2 separate regions of the Homo sapiens genome follow, and region 2 is linked to region 1. The links are chromatin loops, found by intact Hi-C in ENCODE. Cell type or tissue: adrenal gland. All regions are shown on one strand. Links, peaks and the distances in the headings refer to the core of each region. The heading gives the core; the rest is flanking DNA.

Region 1 (2,914 bases), core at 98-2,597:
GCCTAGATGGTGACAAGTCTGAATTAGTCAGCTGGCACCTCCCCCAGGAGAGCTGAGTAGAAGGGGAAGAGAAATGAGGCTCACACTCAGCTGCCCTTTTCCAAGAAATGATGTATGCTTCACCTGGACGCAGCTAAGCCATTGCCTCTGCACACTTCTCTTAGATTCCTAGCAAGTCACTTCACCCTTTTAAAATTGTGGATAAGTGGAGTTTTAACACCCTGATACTCTGGGCCCAGGTCCAAAATGTCTAGAGATAAGTAAGTTAAACATTCTTTTTTCTTTCTTTTTTTTTGGAGACGGAGTCTTGCTCTGTCACCCAGGGTGGAGTGCAGTGGCACAATCTTGGCTCACTGCAACCTCTGCCTCCCGGGTTAAAGCAATTCTCCTGCCTCAGCCTCCCTAGTAGCTGGGACTACAGTCACGTACCACCACACCCAGCTAACGTTTGTATTTTTAGTAGAGATGGGGTTTCACCATGTTGGCCAGGCTGTTCTCGAACTCCGGAACTCAGGCAATCCACCTGCCTTGGCCTCCCAAAGTGCTAGGATTACAGGCGTGAGCCACTGCGCCCGGCCCATTCTTTTTTCAATAACCCTTAAGCCTCCAACTGTAGCAAAAAAAAAACAAAAATAAAAACAAAAACAAAAACAAAAACAAAAACAAACCAAAAAACCCTTGAAAACATACCCCAACTTGGCCCACCTTACATATAGAAAGAAAACAAAAAGTTCCTACCTCACTCTTAACAGACAGGGCTGGGTTTTGAAATCTGGTGTTCATCTCTGCTTACTGGACCAACGCAGTCTGTGAACTACCAGAAAAATCAACAGGGCCTTTCTCCTCAGCACAGCTTGGTATTTCTGAGAAAACCCAAATGATTTCAAATGCAACTGGTATCTCCAATTCCACTAAGGCTGGGATACTGTAAGATGAGCCAAACCCCTTTCAAATTTTTGTTGTTGTTGTTGTTGAGATGGAGTCTCGCTCTATTGCCCAGGCTGGAGTGCAGTGGCATGATCTTGGCTCACTGCAACCTCCACCTCCCGGGTTCAAGTGATTCTCCTCCCTCAGCCTCCCGAGTAGCTGGGACTACAGGTGCGTGCCACCATGCCTGGCTAATTTTTGTATTTTTAGTAGAGACAGGGTTTCACCATATTGGTCAGGCTGGTCTTGAACTCCTGACCTCGTGATTCCCCTGCCTCAGCCTCCCGAAGTGCTAGGATTACAGGTGTGAGCCACTGCGCCGGCCCCCTTTCAAATTTTAAACAAAACATAAACACAACTATTACCATTGCCTTTTCCAAGCCCATTCTTCACTGATATGGTCAATATTTTCAATGTTATATCCTCAGTTGAACGGCTGAGGGCACCACAGACACAATTGCCTTCCTCATTCCATCTTAACTTTAATTACGGATTTCCTCTTTCATCTCAAAATACGCAAACTGCTTTGAGAAGGCAGCTATCATGAGGGCCTCTTTGCAAGCCCATCCCTATAATGACTAATCACCAAAGATAAACTTTATCAGGTAGTGAACTTTGGAGGAAAAAAACTCAAGCCTAATAAAATATCCCTCACCAAAGCTGTTGTACCAGAGTTCTTGCCTTCACCTCTGTGGTAAGCTGATTTCATGCACATTCAAGAACAAAGCTGTAAGTGACAAGGAAAGTCCAATACCAAAAGGATCAAAGGGCTAACCCTTTGATCAGACAGCTCAGAATTCTGCAATCAAGTTCTACGCTGTTTTAATCTCTTAGACCAGAGATCAGCAAACTTTTCTGTAATAATTTAGGCTCTGAGGGCCATTCAGCCTCTGTTGCAACTACTCAGCTCTGTCACTGTCCCATGAAAGCAGCTGTGGATGATTAAACAAGTGGGTGTGGCTGTGTTCCAATAACTTCAGTGACAAAAACGGGTAGCTGGCCAGCAGGCTGTGGTTCACTGACCCTGTCTTAGACTCTACAAGTTAATGTAGAGTCCTGCTAGAATATGCATCTGGCAGCCATCAGGCCAGGACCAGACTGAATGGCACTCATGGGTTATAGGGACTCACCTTGACAAGCACAGCGGCTACAATACCCAGGAAAGTGAGCAACAGGAGACCGAGTTTTTCTTTGTTGAACCGTTTCAAGAGAAAAAATTTTCCCCAATCCACCTTTGACTGGCTGTTGGGAGGATATCTGAGTTTGTTAGCACCTTCTCTCTTTAAACTTTTTAATAAACAGGGACGCTGATGAGAAAAAGTATCAAAACTATGTTTTCCGTGATAAGCTCCCATCCCACTGGAACCTGAAATAAAGGGAACAGACAAAACAAGCTTCACTGTAGATGATGCAAGCTACTTCTGTCTAACAACGACCGGGAAAGCTCACATGCACTCCCTGCTGCCTGGGAACCCCACTGAACATCTCTGCCAGCTGAAGTATCTCTTTTCAGGAAGTCCTTACCAACTTCCCTGGAAAAGTCAATTTCCCTGTCAAACAGGATGCTTTCCATGAGCAAGACAAGGACTTGCACCTCTTCTAGAGCTGTGGCTCTCATTTATGCCAGGGACTGTGCTAAGAGTTAAATCATTCTCTTAAGATAATTCTCACCACAATCCCACTTGGTGAATTATCAGCAGCCTCATTTCCAGAGAGGGAAAGGGAGCTTACAGGGTCAGTTAACCTGCCCAGGGTCACACGGCTGCTAAGTGGCAAAGCCAGAACCCGAACCTGGATCAGACTCTAAATGCTATATGTGCTCTCTTCCCACCATCCCATGTGGCTTCATTCATCCATGGCCCCACACACCCACTTGCTTTCTCAAAGCCTGTGGAAAGTAAGACAGGGCAACAAGGTTGCACAGCTGGATGATAATAAGCAAGTGTAAATCTCTGCCCTCCACAAAGCCATGCTCTGTGACAGTTTC
Region 2 (2,914 bases), core at 303-2,802, 160 kb after region 1:
TTGAACCTGAGAGGCAGAGGTTGCAGTGAGCCAAGATGGTGCCACTGCATTCCAGCCTGGGTGAGAGAGCGCAACTATGTCTCAAAAAAAATTTTTTTTTTTAAACAGAAAAACTACCTACTCACGGGTGTTCTGTTATTCCTTGTCAAAAAGTAACAAAGCTATTTGGGAAAATTGCGTTTTTCTTTTTCTTTTTTAAAATGTCTACTCCTCCCTTTGCACAGATTCTACCTGTGACTCGGTCTCCAGGCTTCCTTTGGGTTGACTTGGCTGAGTGACATCTGGCCCAGCACTCCGGGGCCATGCAAAGACCTTGGGGTGTGCTCCTCCCCCAGCATCTGGAATGTTATTGCTCCGTCTGCTCTGCTGTGGTCCCTCCAGTGGGCCACTGGCTCGGTCAGCTTTCCCAGTCTCTCCATAGCAGGTTTTGACCGCATCTTCAAACTGGAGTAGTCAATACTGTATGTGACAAGGGAATACTGTGTGTGACAAGGAAAGTTTTAAGGCTCATGACTGTAATCCCAGCACTTTGGGAGGCAGAGGCAGGTGGATCACCTGAGGTCAGGAGTTCAAGACCAGCCTGGCCAACATGGTGAAACCCTGTCTCTACAAAAATACAAAAATTATCTGCGCACGATGGCAGGTGCCTGTAATTCCAGCTACTCGAGAGGCTGGGGCAGAAGAATTGCTTGAACCCAGCAGGCAGAGGCTGCAGTGAGCCGAGATCATGCCACCATGCCATTGCACTCCAGCCTGGGCGACAGAGTGAGACTCCATCTCAAAGAAAAAAAAAAAGCAACTACTGTTCCAGATTCCCAAGTTTCTGGTTAAAACTGCCTTCTCCTTTCTCTTCTCAGTGTATTTGTCACTAAAGAAAGACACCTTCTCACCTACATTGTACCTCACATTGCTCCAAGGTGGAAACACTTGTCAGGTGCCAAAGAGGCAGTCTGACAACTTCAAAACCTCATAATACATTATCAAGATGTGTAATATATTTGTGTTGTTTGTAGCAATGCTGTGTTGATATTAATTATAGTTCCCATGATTTGAGGGAGCCAAAAAATATTTTTTAAAATAGTGATAATTCTATCCCAAAGAAAAATTGTTAATACTTAGCCTTTGAAGGTCTCAGGAAATGAGACATTTTAATTTTCAATTTACATTTGTATTTTTGTGGCAAGAGTCATGGTAGAGTGGTAAATAAAAGACTTTCAGCATAAAAGTATATTACAAATTGATGGGGGAAGGAACGGAAATATGAAGAGAAAAAGGAAAGATGAATGATTCTGACTGTTAAGGAAGAACTTGTTCATGTATTTTTAAAAAATGGGTGACAGTATCAAATTGTGTTGTGTATATGTCATTGGATATATTTAAAACAATGATGTAATCGTTTTATTTTTAAATGTTACTATTTGCGATATGCCAGCCCTCGCAACTATTTTTAATTATGGTGAAAATGTTTTATGCCCACTTAGAAAATGTACAAGGGTTACATGGTTTTCCAGAAATTATTTTAGAGAATACCCAAGCACAAAGTTAATTAGTTCTATGTTGGAGGAAAAAGATGTTCGCAGTGACGTCCCTGTGATTCCTGGGCTTGCCGTTTGCGCCCTCTGCCGGTGTTCTGAGATTTTGCTTTTTAGACAGCGAAACTGTCCTTTGCTCTATCCTTTGCTAACTGTGGTCAAAATCTCCCCACCAGGAGGGCCTGACAAGAGCCAGGCGGCCTGTGATGGCCTCAGGAGCCTGTTGTGCATTTGAATGATCCATCGCAGCATGCAGGTCACAGAATCAACGGGTCCCTGTCTTGGAGCTGGGTGACAGTGGAACACACTCTTGGTCTAAGTTCTGAACTTACACAATCTTCTTTTGCTGACTGATCTAGTGATGAGTTTCTTAGCCTTGGAAATATTAATAATTCTAGAAGAGCTACTGTCAAAAAGAGCCATATTCTGGAGAATATTGGAAGAGATTTATTCTGAACCAAATATGAGGATCACAACTTGTGACACAGCCCCATGAGGTCCTGAGAATATGTGCCCAAGGTGGTTGGGTCACAGTGTGATTTTATACATTTTAGGGGGAGAGAACTTGCAGACATCAATCTATATATTTAAGGTGTACATTGGTTCTGTATGGAAAGACAGGATAACTCAAAGAGGGGAGTGAGAGCTGGGAGTGATGGAGGTGGATTGAGGCTTCCAGGTCATAGGTGGATTCCAAGATTTTCTGATTGGCAATTGGTTGAAAGAGTTAAGTTATGATCTAAAAACCTGGCATCAATAGAAAGGAGTGTCTGGAAATGGGGGTTGTGGAGATCAAGTTTCTGTTCATGCAGAGGAAGCCTCCAGGAAGCGGGCTTTAGAGCTCTTATCAGGCCTGAAAAGGTACCAGACTCTTAATCTCTCCTGGACCAGGAAAAAGACCTGGAAAGGGAGGGGGATTCTCTACAGGATACAAATTTCCTCTACAAGAGACAGCTTTGCAGGGCCATTTCAAAATATGTCAAAAAATATATATTCTGGGGCTGGGCATGGTGCCTCACACCTGTAATCCCAGCAGTTTGGGAGGCCTATGCGGGTGGATCACTTGAGGTCAGGAGTTCAAGACCAGCCTGGCCAATATGGTGAAACTCCATCTCTACTAAAGATACAAAAATTAGCCAGGCATGATGGCACGCACCTGTAATCCTAGCTACTCAGGAGGCTGAGGCAGGAGAATTGCTTGAACCCGGGATGCAGAGGTTGCAGTGAGCTGAGATCACACCATTACACTCCAGCCTGGGTGATAAGAGTGAAACTCTGTCTCAAAAAAAAAAAAAAAAAAAAAAAAAAAATATATATATATATATATATATATTCTGGAATAAAATACATTGATTTCTTTCGGGGCCTGCTATCTGTCATGT

What was found. Peaks named below come from ENCODE experiments on the same cell type or tissue, not always from the same donor. Only the 100,000 strongest peaks of a DNase experiment are listed, where the experiment ranks them.
Region 2: a loop joins it to region 1, with 2.1 times the contacts of the local background. A loop is called at or near these places in 8 of 110 quality-filtered maps.

What each region holds. Positions count from the first base shown.
Region 1 is chr17:19,671,100-19,674,013 of GRCh38, reverse strand. ALDH3A2 (aldehyde dehydrogenase 3 family member A2) reads right to left here. Exons shown (of 10, transcript NM_000382.3): 9 at 2,058-2,293. Among named protein-coding and RNA genes, the nearest start is that of ALDH3A2, 24 kb to the right of the region's middle. In adrenal gland, for the core only: a CTCF peak has its summit at 1,368 (motif pointing right); a DNase peak (open chromatin) is centred at 1,974; H3K27ac peaks cover 2,256 bases.
Region 2 is chr17:19,512,788-19,515,701 of GRCh38, reverse strand. No RefSeq gene overlaps it. Among named protein-coding and RNA genes, the nearest start is that of TRW-CCA2-1, 6.1 kb to the right of the region's middle. In adrenal gland, for the core only: CTCF peaks have their summits at 1,427 and 1,627 (motif pointing left); a DNase peak (open chromatin) is centred at 1,781; H3K27ac peaks cover 547 bases.